2 separate regions of the Homo sapiens genome follow, and region 1 is linked to region 2. Evidence: read pairs that join two places in POLR2A ChIA-PET (ENCODE). Cell type or tissue: PC-9. All regions are shown on one strand. Links, peaks and the distances in the headings refer to the core of each region. The heading gives the core; the rest is flanking DNA. Region 1 has its middle 100 kb from the start of SPATA31D4. Region 2 overlaps TLE1-DT (TLE1 divergent transcript).

What was found. Peaks named below come from ENCODE experiments on the same cell type or tissue, not always from the same donor. Only the 100,000 strongest peaks of a DNase experiment are listed, where the experiment ranks them.
Region 1: POLR2A ChIA-PET joins it to region 2 with 5 read pairs; 3 of 35 experiments call an interaction of 5 or more read pairs at or near these places.

Annotation. Positions count from the first base shown.
Region 1 is chr9:81,821,509-81,830,127 of GRCh38, reverse strand. No RefSeq gene overlaps it. Among named protein-coding and RNA genes, the nearest start is that of SPATA31D4, 100 kb to the left of the region's middle. In PC-9, for the core only: no CTCF peak of the experiment used is centred there; DNase peaks (open chromatin) are centred at 1,977, 4,127 and 4,867; H3K4me3 peaks cover 714 bases; H3K27ac peaks cover 2,066 bases.
Region 2 is chr9:81,705,275-81,713,893 of GRCh38, reverse strand. The region is part of intron 1 of TLE1-DT (TLE1 divergent transcript); the gene reads right to left. Among named protein-coding and RNA genes, the nearest start is that of TLE1-DT, 20 kb to the right of the region's middle. In PC-9, for the core only: no CTCF peak of the experiment used is centred there; DNase peaks (open chromatin) are centred at 1,733, 4,583 and 4,990; H3K4me3 peaks cover 1,216 bases; H3K27ac peaks cover 2,456 bases.

The DNA of each region.
Region 1 (8,619 bases), core at 1,939-6,938, 120 kb before region 2:
AAAAATTATGGGCTTGGTGGCACACGCCTATAGTTTCAGCTATTCAGGAGACTGAGGCAGAAGGCTGAGGCGGGAAGATTGCTTGAGCCCAAAAGTTCCAGGCTGCAGTAAGTTATGATCACACCACTGCACTCCAGCCTGGGTGATAAACCAAGACTCTGTCTCTTAAAAAAAAAAGAAAAAAAACTCCCTTATTTCATAAGTTGGAGAAACTGCAGGAAAACTCAAAGACTGGAGAAGCCTAATATACAGTTTCCCTCAAACTTACTACGTTTTCCCTTCTTCCTTTCATTCTGTGTTCCTCCAACCCCCACCCTTTTTGTTGTTTTCCTGTAACTTATTCAGGCATCTTTTCCTGGAACCTATAGTGAACACAACCCTTTTAAACTGAGAAATTACTCTTGAAAATTTCTCAAGGCAAAATTCCTTCAATTCCAGCAATCATATAATAAACTCCTATTATGAGCAAAGCATCCCATTATGAGCTTTAGAGAATACAAAAACATGCAAGCCCTGTGTATTTAGTTATCTATTGGCGCATAACAAATTACCTCCGAATTTAGCAACTTAGAGCAATAAACATTTATCATCTCATAGTTTCTGTGGCTCAGGAATGGAGACACAGCTTAACTGGGTGGTTCTAGCTCAGGGTCACTCTTAAGGCTTCAAATCAAGGCTCTTCTCCTCGCAGCCTCACCCCAGAACCTCTCTAGCAGGACAGCTGGGCTTGTTTACGTGGTGGCTGGGCTGAGAGAGAGGGAGAGGAATTCAGTAAGTCTGGGATGGAGCATGAGAATTTGCATTTCAGGTGATGCTGATGGCCTGGGTCCAGGGACCTCACTCTGAGAAACACAGACTTGAGCAAAGGCTCAGAAGTACAGCATATTTGGAAAGTAGCAAATAGATCTTTTTATTTGTCAATTTGGACTGATTCAGTTAGTTTCCTGATCCTCTTAGAAACAGTGGAAATGAAAGGCATTAGTCTATACTTAAAGAATCTTTAAAAACTAGAAACTTTTGGTGCTGGGGGGTATTCAGAGAATATAAACCCATCATTCTACAAATGAGCAAAGTGAGGGTAAGAAGACAGGCTGAAACAAATCGTAACAGTTTTCTCTAAAGTTAAATGGGTTTGTGTGGTTCCCTCACTCAGGGGCTCCTGGAGGAAAGAAGGAGCCTCTTTGCCTTTGGAGTCTTAGTGCTTTCTGTTTGAAATGAGATAAAGAGTTTGTGATGGATTCTCCCAATAGACTACTCTCCCGTTATAAAATGCATATGCCCATACTTTGGCATAGAAGGGAGGCTGAAAGAACTCTCAGAAAATCTCTGAGTCCATTAGACAAGTTTCCCTGTGCAAATGGATCTATGTAGCTCCTTCCTGCCTTCTATGGGATGAGAAGCCTTAGTCACATTTCTGCCAACTCCAGAGAGGCTGTTGTCCTTTTTCTTTCACAATGCCTCAGGTGTATAAATTTGACTGCCTAAACTTGTCTGCAAAACTTGGATTTGGGACACTGTTCCTTTTTAAAATCCAAATAATTAGCAAAATAAAATCTAAATGCAAACTGGGATGAACCCATCTTGACTCCTGAAATATACTTTCTTTGGAAAGAGGGTAGTGAAGCTCTGCAGTTTACTGCTTGCAATGTGTGCACAAAATTAGCTTGGTTCTTTTGTTCTGTCGTCTGAGTTTTTGTCACCTTTTATTTGACTGTACTTAGGGAACAGTATGAAGGCATTTAAAAGAAGCCCAAAGGAATCTCATCTGCACATGCAAATATAAGTGTTTTTATCATGATTAAGCCAGCTACCCCTGGCTTCCTTTACCTTCACTCTTCCCCTAATTTACCACCTCTGCCCCACTCTAATACATAGTCCTGCACCCAAGAATATATATGTGCATGCATATTCTTATATAGAAGCAAAGATTCTAAAGGCAGCTGACCCATAACCCCCTTGTGGTTTCCACTTGTGGTTTCTGCATAAACTTACTTAAATACAGGTGTCTCTTTAGTTATGACATTCAGCGAAGTCCTAGAGTTCACAGCTCTCACTTCCTCAGAAGGGTAAGACCTGTCCCAAGGTTTAACCTTGAGTAAGAAGGTAAACTACAGATGGAGAGAGGGTAGCCAAAACCTCACTGCTGCTTCTTTCATACTTAAACCTGGTTTCTGAGCCTACGTTTGTTAAGTCGTATGAAAGGATGCCACATAGCTAATGTCTTCCTTCGAGAAAGCTAAGAGGTCAGAGTGGCAGACTGTAAATTCATTTGATTCATTGCCTTTACCAGTTCAACCACAAATTGTTTTCTCCCACTGGGCACCATTTAATAAGCCATATCAGGTGCACAATGGAAACAGCAAACCACAGATAGAAAGGGATCACATCTTGTAAGGAAGTGCATGGGTCAGACCTGCCTTCCCACTTCCCAGCTCTTTGGTTTGGGCTTGGCCAAGTCACTTAACATTGCCCCAACTGAGGCTCCTCGTTTGGGCCTTGGTTTCTCCACTTGGGAAATGGAGTTGTCCTGCAGGTCAGGGACACTATGTGAAAATCCAAATCACCTGGTACTATCACCTATCACCCACCTCACTCAGCAGGTGTTCAATAAATGGTAGTCGTGATGGACCCAGGCAGTAAATGAAACATATGATTTTTCTCCCAAAGAAGCTCAGAATCTTTGTCTATGTTTTACCAGCTTAATTTTGTTTTTCCCTGGCTGAGAACCACTTTGTGTATCCTACTCTCAATTCCTGCTAAACTAGAGAAAGGCAAAGTTACATGAACACGAATCTAGAGTCAGCTTCTGACTGAAAACCTCTGCTATTGCACTGATGAGCTCTGGAATGCTTTTCCCAAGCAAGATGGAGTTATTAACAATAACATTATGTTCTAAGTCATTAGTAAGGACCTGTCAGAAAGGAATCAGTCCCTGCATCTTCTGGGGTTTGATAGAAAAAAAAAAAAGAATTAAAAAATGTTGGAGGCTGAAGCATCAGCAACTGACATATATTCATCTGAAACAAAGACAACTTTTTAAAAAAGGAATCTGTGGTGCACACAGACCTGGAAAGAAAGACACTTTGGCTGCGAAATCCCCCCATCTTCTCTGGGGAGACTCCTGCCTCCGCCTGCTGTTCATCAGCCCTGATTTTGATGGGGCGATTTTTAGTCAGCTGCCTCGATCATTTTGGCACAGACAAAAATCCTTTAAAAAATGTTACACTTCATCAAAGTGTATCATGAGACTTCACGGTCATTATCTCAATGGCCGCTCTGATGTGCTACAATTGGCAGAGACACAAACGGTAGGGGGTGTATGAGAAGAAAGCCAGCGTTTCATGCGGAAAGCTGGCAGGCCTCGCCAAGCTTCTGTCAACAACTCCGCGGTCTGATCCGATGCACTGAGCGTGCTGATGATGCTCTTGTTTCTGGAGGAAGTAAACAAGAAAATGAATTCCACCGCGCAACACAGCCTCTTTGTATCTTCAAAATGGTGTGACTGGACTTGGGCCAGCTGCGTTGAAAGTTGGGCCATTTATGTCATCAGGGCCCCAGTACTGATGGAGGCTTTGATTACGACTTGGACCCAGCTGTAAGACCCTTCGGGGGCAGCCACTCAGCAAATAAAGGCATTGATTGGTTGTTGGGTCAATTTAGCCATAAGGGGACAGAGCATGGCTCTTTTGAAAAGCCTAATGGATTAGCTACACAACCAGTCCCACTGTAGGCCTTATTTTTCAAGTAACTTCATGACAGTTTTCCAGCTTGGCAGGGAACCCTCCTCCAGAGCAAGCTTCAGAGCTGTTCTTGTTATCAATAGTGGGGCTCAAAGGATTAGACACAGCGGGCTTTACAATTTAATGAAAACAGCTGTTGAAACAACAATTACTGCAAACAGTAGTTTGCATGGAAAACTATTAATTATGTAAAGTTATGCAGAAAGTGGAATACTCTTTTATTCAGGGCCTTCTAAAACCAACTGATGAGGACAACGTGGAGCCACCTTCCATTCTGTGCCTCTCAAGTGCCAGGAAGTGGGGGTGCTTGTAGGAAGGGGCTCCATGGTGTGTGAGCTGCATGTAAGTAGAGCTCCAGGCTGCCACTTCACTGCAAAGTGAGTCAGAGGTAAAATATTGAGGAAAAGAATGTCCATTCAACTTACATTACCTTGGGTACCTCAGGTCTTCTCATACCAACTCAGGACTGCGTTTTCACAAGAATCTGAAATTCCATTTGAGTCTTAGTGGTTGGGGTCTCAACTTTAGCTTTTTTGAATAAAACCACTTCTATAATATGCTCTCCTTCAGGCCTCACTCACCCTAAGGAGACAATGCTGAAAAAATGATGGAGCCCCTTGTTCTCTGGACTAAATCAACTTTAATTACTTTATTATGATCCAATGTGGACTCGCAACCATTCCCCTTCCACCTTCATTCCCTCCTCCTCGAAATGTACAGTTCATCTTCTCCTTCCACTCTCTCAGCTTGCTGGGGCTTTTAAATTCATTGCTTCTCTCTTTGCAATTTCCATCCTTGACTAACAGTGCTGGGAATTGACTTACGGCCCTTCGCCTACCCTGTGCTCCACATCTCACTTTCCTCCCCGTCCGGGAATCACCAAGCCAAGAAGTCCCATTAAGAAGGTTATTAACTGTATACATAAACATTGCCTCCTGCCTATGGTTAGATTTATTTCTCATCACTTCCAAGTAACTGGTTTTAACACTCTTTCCAGCACGCCCAACACCTTTTATTTGACTATATTGTTTTAGAAAGGCCTTTGGGAATTTAGCTAATTTCATGCTGGAACTTAATAAGTGGGATTTGACACTCTTTGATAATTCCAAAACCATTAGTCAAGTCTCACTCCCTTCAGGGAAAGAATGAAAGCTTTATTAGTCATAGGGTCTCTATTCTAAACATGTCACCTGAATTTAGTAGTGTATCTGTGCTGAAATGCAATTGACTTTGTGATTGAATAGAACTTTCCCTGAAACTACAAGAAAGCTGTCACTGGCTATCAACAGCAAGAGAGCATCTGCCTTTTTCTGAAAATTTTCACTGGGTTCACATGTGCATTTTGAAATAATTCAGTGAATTTAATTTATCAACCTCTGCATGTTAATAAAATGAGAAGCACACACCCACACACCCACACCAACACTCTAATTCTCTCTGAGGACTTAGTTCAGTCTTTTCTTCACCCAAGATACAAGAATAGAGAATAATTTCCTTCCCCTCTTCTGACAGTTTAAAAAAAAATTTTTTTTTTTTTGAGATGGAGTCTCAGTCTGCCACCCAGGCTGGAGGGCAGTGGCACGATTTTGGCTCACTGCAAGCTCCACCTCCCGGGTTCACGCCATTCTCCTGCCTCAGCCTCCCCAGTAGCTGGGACTACAGGCGCCCACCACCATGCCCGGCTAATTTTTTTTGTATTTTAGTAGAGACAGGGTTTCACTGTGTTAGTCAGGATGGTCTCGATCTCCTGACCTCATGATCTTCCTGCCTCGGCCTCCCAAAGTGCTGGGATTACAGGCATGAGCCAGTTTAAAAAACCTTGAAAGATCATACCTCCAGAAAGCCCCAGAGCATAATTGAGTGTGCAAATGAAATTCATTACTATGGTCACAAACAATAATCCAATTAACATGTATTTGTGTAATGCCTTTAAAATCATTCTAAACTCAAGAACACATTCATCTTTGAAGTACAATGCCAGCTCAGTGCCATGTCCCAGCATACTCCAGTTCACACTTTGCACTGGAGATTACAAAACAGCATCAAGATTGCAAAAGCAATTATTCCAGTTATCCAGATGTGATTTTTCAATCATTGTAGGATTTTTTTTTTTTTTTTTTTAAGCAGTTCTTATTACGTGGCACAGATCGCAGCGCTCATGCTGGCTCGGTGCTTACATCTCTTCATTATTAATTCAGCTCATGGAGCTTAATTGGACAAGGCTAGAGCGAATTTGACAAACATCACAGCAGCAGAAAAAGCAATCACTCTTTCAAGATGAAAATTTGTTTGATGTCTTACTGTGTAACTCATTTACTCTCCTCGGGAGTCATGTGACCTGAATGTTAATCAGCCATTGATTGGTTTCTCTCCTTGGACAGTCACGTGACCCGAATATTAATGGGCTGGCACTCCGTAGCTGTACTGTTAGGCAACCTTGTGATTGGCTGCCAGGTTAAGATACGGAGATAAGTGGGTGCTTGATGAGCACTTGACAGAACTTCACAGAAAATTAAGGCCCTAAAATAGCATGAGAAAGTCTTGTCAAATCAAGCATGATTATCACTGAATGCTTAAGGAATTCATCATCTGCATGAAATTGATACACTTCAGCACCAACAGGCCCTGTAGTCAGCAGGGACTCGTCAGATTTTTATTTATATGTGTTCACCAAATCACATTAATTCTGAGAGCTAAAACATGCTAAGGATGAAGGTTATTTTCTGTTCAATCTAATTTATCTATGACAATAATCATCACTAATAATGTGTCAAATTGGATTGCAGTCATTTTATGCATGCATGCTGATTTGGAAAATAGTGTTAAACCATCCCGCAGTAATTAACAACCGGTAAAGGTATGCCGAGCCCAAAGTAATCAGCCTATCTAGATGGAAAATTAAGTTTTATAGAATGGATTTATAGATACATATCCTTATTTAATTCAGAATATAAATTATTCCTGGTAAAAGCCGACATCATTTTTATAACACCATTAAGGCCAATAACCATTGAGGGACTCGCATCCTTAATTTGCTCTATCCTTCATTTTTTCTCTCATTTTCTGTGGTTAACTTTCTAATGGGTGTGACTTCCTTATTGGCAAGTCCTCATTTTAGCAGGGTTTGGTAGGGCTAAGAGATGAATGAATATGCATTGGTGTAAGTGTTAATCATGGATGAAGGAAGCCACATCATACCTCTTAATACACAATGCCTTATAATTACTGGTGGGGGCTGGGAGGTGGGCAGTGAGGAGAATACAAAGAGCGGGGTGGAGCTAGACTTTGGCCTTTTGGTGTTTCTCTATTATTTCTCCTCACAAAAGAACAATAGGAAATTTTGCAGATTGACTCATAAAGGATTAATGTTTCTTGGGGAATCACTTAAGCCTAAATTGCTTTTGTTGAAATACCTTTTATGGAACAGAAGTTGTTTTTTTGGTGGTTTTTTTCTCTCTAACTTCCTGACTTATAGGGCATTTTTGGAGCAATGGAGGGTTGGAGTCATGGAATCTTAAAGAAATGTTTATACACTTTGCTGAGTGTGGCTAAAATATTTGAGAAGAGAATTACACCTCTAAAAAAGGGGAGAAATATCTATGTATAAACTGTTGTTTCTTTCCCATAACTCCCCCAACCCGGTCTTAATCCCTGAGCCACCAGCACTGCCCATTCTCTCCCTGTCTCTCAGGAGGTCTCTTTATTGATTAAATGAATCTGCTCCAAAGGCTGGCTCCCAGGCTCTTTGATCTAATCCGATCTGATTTTATCCTATCGCTTCAGCAGGACATCGGGGAATTAACAATAAGCAGCTTTACCACAAGTGTTTAATAACTCAACACAATCTCCTTATGGCTCCGAGCTGCTCAAGTTCCCACCCAGTCCACGGCAAACAGTGTAACAGATTGGCCATCCCCCCCTGAACCTGAGGAATTTTCATGCACTGTGAAACTAATCGCTTCAAGTTCCTTCATAAATCACACAAAGCAGATTTCAGCATCTTAACAAATTGAAAAAAAAAAAGAAAAACAAAACCCCAAAGGTGGAGGGGGAGAAGGGCTGGCAGAGAGGGCTCACCCTCCAGCTAAAAGTGGGTGGGAGGATATTGCAGAGAGGGGAAGGCCCAGAAATAAATTAACTTCTGTCCTCTCGTTCAATATGTTTCTCATCTCTTTATATATATATATATATTTTTTTTTTTTTTTTTTTTTTTTTTTTTTTTTGAGACGGAGTCTCCCTCTGTCGCCCAGGCTGGAGTGCAGTGGCGCGATCTCGGCTCATTGCAAGCTCCGCCTCCCGGGTTCACGCCATTCTCCTGCCTCAGCCTCCCAAGTAGCTGGGACTACAGGCGCCCGCCACTACGCCCGGCTAATTTTTGTATTTTTAGTAGAGACGGGGTTTCACCGTTTTTTTAGCCGGGATGGTCTCGATCTCCTGACCTCGTGATCCGCCCGCCTCGGCCTCCCAAAGTGCTGGGATTACAGGCGTGTGCCACCGCGCCCGGCCATCTCTTTATATTTTAACATGAATAAAATAATGTGGGCAGGCTCAAACCTAACCATGCTCCAAACCTGCAATGACCTTATTTTTTTTCCACTGTGATGAAAACGATGTGGTTTCAACCACAGGCCTCTTATTGCTGTTCCTGTGTCAGCCTTGAAATATGTAAGAAGCATACAATTAAACTAGGTCTGTGAGTCCTCCGTGATACAGACAGCAGAGAGGCTAGGCTGAAGTGGTGTGTCCCCTGGATTTCAAACCAGCATGCATGCATACAGGGGTGTCTTAAATGATCACTCGAGGTTGGGCACAGTGGCTCACGCCTATAATCCCAACACTTTGGGAGGGTAAGTCAGGTGGATCACCTGAGGTCAGGAGT
Region 2 (8,619 bases), core at 1,483-6,482:
GGCAGGAGAATGGCGTGAACCCGGGAGGCGGAGCTTGCAGTGAGCCGAGATCGCGCCACTGCACTCCAGCCTGGGCAACTGAGCAAGACTCCGTCTCCAAAAAAAAAAGTCACTTGGAGGCTGGGCATGGTGGCTCACACCTGTAATCCCAGCACTTTGGGAGGCCAAGGCGGGTGGATCACCTGAGGTCAGGAGTTTGAGACCAGCCTGACCAATATGGTGAAACCCTGTCTCTACTAAAAATACAAAAATTAGCTGGGCGCGGTGGCAGGTGCCTGTAATCCCAGCTACTTGGGAGGCTAAGACAGGAGAATGGCTTGAACCCGGTAGGCAGAGGTTGCAGTGAGCCAAGATCACGCCACTGCACTCCAGCCTGGGCAACAGAGCAAGACTCCGTCTGAAGAAAAAAAAAAAAAAAGTCACTTGGAGAGCATCAGAACATCTTTAAAATGCAGTTGCCTCATCCTCTGAGGTGGGACCTAGAAATCTGCATTTTCGCCAAGCATCAGAGAGAATTCTTCTGCAAGGTGGCACAAGAAAATTTTCAACACTGATTATCTGATTTGATACACAGGTATAAATCAACACCCAAATCTGTATAGTACCACTGATCATCTCCAGCTGTACATCTCCCGGGTACCTACAGCTCAATCCAAAACAGAATTCAACACCTCTCTACCCAAAACCGTTCCTCCTCTAAGTATCATTTTCCTTTCTGACACACACCACGAGGTTTCCTTGCCCCAGATCTGAATCAGCCATGTCTCCAAGGAGCTCTGGTACCTTCTCATGGGTAATGGCATTCAGATACTAAGATATTGGCAGTAGGTATCATTAGAATTCTCTTGTCTTAATTTGAATTGTTTTCTCAGGATGCAGTTCCAACAGTGGGATTATTGAATTAGGAAAGGTAAAATATTTTATGGCTCTTAGTTCAATATTTACAAAGGTACAGCCAGTCTACTGTTGGGCTCTGTTGGGACTGTATTCCTTTGCCTCTCCTTCGCCTATTAGTGTCAGTCGCTAATATTAAAGCAGTAGCATTGGCTGACAGTGTCCTCAAATATGAGAGCTTCAGAGAAGAGTTCTGATGCACAGCTCCTGTCATTCCCCTCTCTGGTCCTCTAGGGATCTTTGCTGAAGAGACACATTCTGAACTAGAGCCAGAGGGGGAAGAAAGAACTAGCTTGGTAAGTGTATAAACAGCTTGACTTCTACCTCCTCCCCAAATTAGTGCAGCTGTGGTTAATTTTGTGTGTGTGTGTGTGTGTGTGTGTGTTGAGATAGAGTCTCACATTGTCACCCAGGCTGGAGTGCAGTGGCCTGATCTAGGCTCACCGCAACCTCTGCCTTCTGGTTTCAAGCGATTCTCCTGCCTCAGCCTCCTGAGTAACTAAGATTATAGGCGCCCACCACCACGCCTGGCTAATTTTTGTATTTTTAGTAGAGATAGCATTTCACCATGTTGGCCAGGCTGGTCTCGAACTTCTGACCTCGTGATCTGCCCACCTCAGCCTCCCAAACTGCTGGGATTACAGGCATGAGCCACTGCACCCGGCCAACTCTGGTTAATTTTTAGGAGAAGATATGGCCAAGGCCGGAACTCCTGAGCAGGGCATTCCACTTCTGTTTCTTTCCTGAGTCTAAGCAGCATCAGAATGTACAAGGAAGACTAGCTTGATCCTTTGGGGTGGCAGGAGGTAAGAAAGAGTAAAATGGAATGTGGTTTCTCAACTTTAATGAACAGTAATGACACACGCTGATAAATGTGGCCCAGATTAGTATACTGAGGGGAATGCAGGGTGGTGAGGGGGTAGTCAAGTGGAAGGTACAAAGGGGACGGAAGTATGAGGGCAAAGAGGGCTCTGCTAGAGCCATTTTATTTTTTTTTTTTTTTTTTTTTTTTTTTTTTTTTTTTTTAGCTTTTTTTTTTTTATTTTATTTATTTATTTATTTATTTATTTATTTATTTTTAATTTATTTTTTTATTGATAATTCTTGGGTGTTTCTCACAGAGGGGGATTTGGCAGGGTCATGGGACAATAGTGGAGGGAAGGTCAGCAGATAAACAAGTGAACAAAGGTCTCTGGTTTTCCTAGGCAGAGGACCCTGCGGCCTTCCGCAGTGTTTGTGTCCCTGATTACTTGAGATTAGGGATTGGTGATGACTCTTAACGAGCATGCTGCCTTCAAGCATCTGTTTAACAAAGCACATCTTGCACCGCCCTTAATCCATTTAACCCTGAGTGGACACAGCACATGTTTCAGAGAGCACAGGGTTGGGGGTAAGGTCACAGATCAACAGGATCCCAAGACAGAGGAATTTTTCTTAGTGCAGAACAAAATGAAAAGTCTCCCATGTCTACTTCTTTCTACACAGACACGGCAACCATCCGATTTCTCAATCTTTTCCCCGCCTTTCCCGCCTTTCTATTCCACAAGGCCGCCATTGTCATCCTGGCCCGTTCTCAATGAGCTGTTGGGCACACCTCCCAGACGGGGTGGTGGCTGGGCAGAGGCGCCCCTCACCTCCCGGACGGGGCGGCTGGCCGGGCGGGGGGGGCTGACCCCCCCCCCACCTCCCTCCCGGACGGGGCGGCTGGCCGGGCAGAGGGGCTCCTCACTTCCCAGTAGGGGCGGCCGGGCAGAGGCGCCCCTCACCTCCCGGACGGGGCGGCTGGCCGGGCAGGGGGGCTGACCCCCCCCACCTCCCTCCCGGACGGGGCGGCTGGCCGGGCGTGGGGCTGACACCCCCACCTCCCTCCCGGACAGGGCGGCTGGCCGGGCGGGGGGCTGACCCCCCCACCTCCCTCCCGGATGGGGCGGCTGGTCGGGCGGGGGGCCGACCCCCCCCACCTCCCTCCCGGACGGGGCGGCTGGCCGGGCAGAGGGGCTCCTCACTTCCCAGTAGGGGCGGCCGGGCAGAGGCGCCCCTCACCTCCCAGACGGGGCGGCTGGCCGGGCGGAGGGCTGACCCCCCCACCTCCCTCCCGGACAGGGCGGCTGGCCGGGCGGGGGGCTGACCCCCCCACCTCCCTCCCGGACGGGGCGGCTGGCCGGGCAGAGGGGCTCCTCACTTCCCAGTAGGGGCGGCCGGGCAGAGGCGCCCCTCACCTCCCAGACGGGGCGGCTGGCCGGGCGGGGGGCTGACCCCCCCACCTCCCTCCCGGACGGGGCGGCTGGCCAGGCGGGGGGCTGACCCCCCCACCTCCCTCCCGGACGGGGCGGCTGGCCGGGTGGGGGGGCTGACCCCCCCATCTCCCTCCCGGACGGGGTGGCTGGCCGGGCTGAGGGGCTCCTCACTTCCCAGTAGGGGCGGCCGGGCAGAGGCGCCCCTCACCTCCCGGACGGGGCGGCTGGCCGGGAGGGGGGCTGACCCCCCCACCTCCCTCCCGGATGGCACAGCTGGCCGGGCGGGGGGGGCTGACCCCCCACCTCCCTCCCGGATGGGGCGGCTGGCCGGGTGGGGGGCTGACCCCCCCCCCCACCTCCCTCCCGGACGGGGTGGCTGCTGGGCAGAGATGCTCCTCACTTCCCAGATGGGGTGGCTGCCGGGCGGAGGGGCTCCTCACTTCTCAGACGGGGTGGTTGCCAGGCAGAGGGTCTCCTCACTTCTCAGACGGGGCGGCCGGGCAGAGACGCTCCTCACCTCCCAGACGGGGTCTCGGCCGGGCAGAGGCGCTCCTCACATCCCAGATGGGGCGGCGGGGCAGAGGCGCTCCCCACATCTCAGACGATGGGCGGCCGGGCAGAGACGCTCCTCACTTCCTAGATGTGATGGCGGCTGGGAAGAGGTGCTCCTCACTTCCTAGATGGGATGGCGGCCGGGCGGAGACGCTCCTCACTTTCCAGACTGGGCAGCCAGGCAGAGGGGCTCCTCACATCCCAGACGATGGGCAGCCAGGCAGAGACACTCCTCACTTCCCAGACGGGGTGGCGGCCGGGCAGAGGCTGCAATCTCGGCACTTTGGGAGGCCAAGGCAGGCGGCTGGGAGGTGTAGGTTGTAGTGAGCCGAGATCACGCCACTGCACTCCAGCCTGGGCACCATTGAGCACTGAGTGAACGAGACTCCGTCTGCAATCCCGGCACCTCGGGAGGCCGAGGTTGGCGGATCACTCGCGGTTAGGGGCTGGAGACCGGCCCGGCCAACACAGCGAAACCCTGTCTCCACCAAAACCAGTCAGGCGTGGCGGCGCGTGCCTGCAATCGCAGGCACTCGGCAGACTGAGGCAGGAGAATCAGGCAGGGAGGATGCAGTGAGCCGAGATGGCAGCAGTACAGTCCAGCTTCGGCTCCGCATGAGAGGGAGACCGTGGGGAGAGGGAGAGCGAGAGGGAGACGGAGAGCGAGAGGGAGACGGAGAGGGAGAGGGAGGGGGAGGGGGAGGGGGAGGGGGAGGGGGAGGGGGAGGGGGAGGGGGAGGGGGAGGGGGAGGGGGAGAGGGCGCTAGAGCCATTTTAGATGTGCAGGAGAAGAAATTCCCTCTCCCAAATCTACTGCCAGGCATACCCTCCAGCCATGTTTACCTCTCCCTTCCGTTGGTAAAGCCCACCGAAACTAACTCCAAAAGAGACTGAGAACCCTAGAAAGAACAGGTCTTGCTTCAAGCTGTTTCAATATCTTTTTTTTTTTTTTTTTTTTTTTTGAGAAGGAATCTGGCTCTGTCGCCCAGGCTGGAGTGCATGTTGCAATCTCGGCTCACTGCAACCTCTACCTCCCAGGTTCAAGCAATTCTCTGCCTCAGCCTCCCGAGTAGCTGGGATTACAGGTGCCCGCTACCACGCCTGGCTAATTTTTGTTTTAGTAGAGACGGGGTTTCACCATCTTGGCCAGGCTGGTCTTGACCTCCTGACCTTGTGATCTACCCACCTCGGCCTCCCAAAGTGCTGGGTTTACAGGCGTGAGCTACCATACCGGGCCTGTTTCAACATCTTTAAGAACTAGAAGTGAAGAAAAAGATGTTAGGTAAGAACCAGAGCATATATTGTTCAACTTGACAAATCTTGTACTTATCTAAAACGTGCTAATACTATGTTGCTTCTACTGTCTGTGAGCTCAAGAGAGAGAGTGCTTCCTTCCCAGGCTTTTCTGCTGCTCCTGGGTAATAGAGATCCTAATATCTTCTGATTGACCTTCTCTTTTTATTCTATTTATTTATTTATAATCTAATTTTAGAGACAGGGTCTCACTTTGTCTGTAAACTTCAACTCCCGGGCTCAAGCCATCTTCCTGTGTTAGCCTCCCAACTAGCTAGAAATATAGGCGTGTGCCACCAAACTCAGCTATTTTTTTTTTCTTTTTGTAGAGATGAGTGTCTCACTCTATTATTGCCCAGGCTGGTCTTGAACTTCTGGCCTCAAGTGATCCTCCAGCCTTGGCCTCCCAAAGTGTTGGGATTACAAGTGTGAGCCACCTCACCTGGCCCAAATTAGGTTAACAAATAGAAATTTTTAAATTTAAATTTTCATGCCATAAGTTTTTATACCTTTAGTGCTAATAAGTATTTGGAAATAATTAACACGTAGAAAACGAGTATTATTGGAAAAGTTCAGAAACAGTTGCTTAGGCCTAGCACAACGGCCAGATTATTTTTCATGAAGATATATCTGTGGTTTTTTTTTTAGCCTGCGTAGATAGGAGAGCCATTTTCCACGAGTAAAATTGTCTTCATTTGGTTGTGTTCTTCCAGGAGCACAGCATCAAGACTCAGTGACACTCATGACACCATTTCAAGTCACATGGCCTCACTAGTTCATCCAGCGCTCTCTGAAGCTAACCCTTATTTGATCCGTAGCATATATTCTGTGATAGTCTTCTACTATTACTTATAATTTAAAGTATGAGTTTTGGATTCCTGGCTATCCTGTATGTTTTGAGAGAAGAATTAACATTTATGTAATAGTTCCTTATGTCCTCAATACCTAGAAGAGAACTGTATTTTTTGGTAGATCTAAATAAACATATTGGCTGATAACTTGTTACCTGGAACAGATTATGCTTGAAAACTTTAACTTTCATTAACGCATACACGCCCATCCTTGAAAGTGGATATGGGGCAGCTAAATCTTGATGAGTAAGGGATTAGACAATGTCCACCTACTAAGGACCAACAGCCCAGGAGTTTGAATTCTACGAGGACCATGAGAGGTGTACAGCTGGACTTCGATGAGAAGGCCATTAGCCCCTAAAAGAATTGTCATAGCTTTTGGGGAGAAAATGCTTCACTAAAGAAATTCTATTTATTTTATGACAAGATGGGGCGCATTCAGGACGGTATGGCCTATTTATTCTATTTATTTTAAAGGCTTGCTGGACGCCATCTAGCCACTAGCAAACTGCAAACTATTTGCACTTTTCTGGGTCCCAAAGCCAACTTAAGAAGAGGCTGCTTCCCTACCATTCCTTGTACCTGTGAAAGAACTGTTTTTTTTTTTTTCTATACAGACCTCTGAGCTAAACTCAGTGAAACTAATTCCAACTTGGGGTACTTACTAATTATCTGTTGAGATTGTAGAACTAGGCAGTGTCCTATCAGAGTATTTTTCAAGAACTGAGAATGATAGTATTCATAAAACACATCAGGCTCTTTTTGCAATGGAAATAACAATTCTCAACATTAATCCCTTCCACCTGCCACCACCACCACCATCACTACCTTCCCACCTTTTCCTAATACCATCTTGGCTGCTATCTTCAATCCAAAAGGATGATGGGGAATAGAATATTCCCTCCTTATGAAAGAGCTTCCTAGGGCTGGGTGCAGTGGCTCATACCTGTAATCCCACCACTTTAAGAAGCTGAGGTATGAGGATCACTTGAGCCCAGAAGTTCAAGACCAACATGAGCAATATAGTGAGACTTCATCTCTCCAAAAAGTTGAAAAATTAGGCCTGGTACAGTGGCTCTACACCTGTAATCCCAGCATTTTGAGAGGCCAAGGTGGGTGGATTGCTTGAGCTCAGGAGTTTGGGACCAGCCTGGACAACATGATGAAACCCCGTCTCTACAAAAAATACAAAAATTAAGCCGGGCGTGGTGGCTCATGCCTGTAATCCCAGCACTTTGGGAGGCTGAAGTGGGAGGATCACGAGGTCAGGAGTTCAAGACCAGCCTGGCCAACATAGTGAAACCCTGTCTCTACTAAAAATACAAAAATTATCCAGGCATGGTGGCACATGCCTGTAGTCCCAGCTACTTAGGAGGCTGAGGCAGGGGAATTGCTTGAACCCTGGAGGCGGAGGTTGCAGTGAGCCAAGATGGTACCACTGCACTCCAGCCTGGGCTACAGAGTGAGACTCTGACAAAAAAAAAAAAAAAAAAATTAGCCAGGCATGGTGGTACACACCTGTGGTCCCAGCTACTTGGGAGGCTGAGGTGTGAGGATCTCTTGAGCCCAGGAGGTCGAGGCTGCAGTGAGCTATGATTGTGCCACTGCACTCCAGTCTGGGTGACAGAGCAAGACCCTGTATATATATTTAAAAAGTAGGCTGGGCATGGTGGTTCATGCCTGTAATCCCAGCACTTTGGGAGGTCGAGGCAGGCAGATCACAAGGTCAAGAGATAAAGACCATCCTGGCCAACATGGTGAAATGACATCTCTACTAAAAATACAAAAATTAGCCAGGTGTGGTGGTACGTGCCTGTAATCCCAGCTACTCGGGAGGCTCAGGCAGGAGAATTGCTTAAACCTGGGAGGTGGAGGTTGCAGTGAGCCGAGATTGCGCCACTCCACTCCAGCCTGGTGACAGAACGAGATTCCATCTCAAAAATAAATAAATAAATAAATAAAATAAAAATAATAAATAAGTAATAAATAAAATAAATAAAAAAAGTTTCCTAGCTCTAGCCTGGTACAATCGTGGACCTTCCAGTCCATGCTGTTCCTAATGCCTGCTAATGTATTATTATGTGAATATACCTATCGAAAAAAGAGGAATATATTCCAAAGAATGTATCTGAAAACATTGGATGACATATAACAAACTGCAAATCCTAAGGATGCCTCCCCATTTGACACTGAAGAAATTCTTACTAAGTGAAATTTAAGCAGAAACTAAATACCACCTTCTCCTCCTCCTTGTTCATTATTCCTTTCTCTTCTCCCCTCCTCCAAATCTGAGAGCTAGGCACTGCTTACAGCATAAAGATAGGCTTTGTTCTATCTTCCCAAATAGAAATTTTCTTAAATGGCTGCAATGGGGAAGGGAGTAATAGCAATGTAAAAGCTGGTAGAATTCGTCTAGGGATACAGCAGTGCTAAGCAATCTATGGTTTTTGTTTGTTTTGTTTTTTGCTTGAACTGTGTAGCCAAGATTGATTACCTGATGGTCTAATATTTCCTTACTGAGAAAAGCTAAATCTAGAGAAAAATCCCTTCTCCTTTTCTTTCATTTTTCACAAATGAAGGTTTTGTATTTTGATTTTTTTTTTCGTCTTTCTAAAGTAGGCCTGATTTCAAAGGAAAGATTTCAAATGAAAAAAGACACAAAGAAGAGGTTCTAGGAGTCTCCTGGTAGACAGAGAATTGTTGAGTTAAAAGATAATTGGGTTAGGCCAGGCGTGGTGGCTCACACGTATAATCCTAGCACTTTGGGAGGCTGAGGCAGGTGGATCACTTGA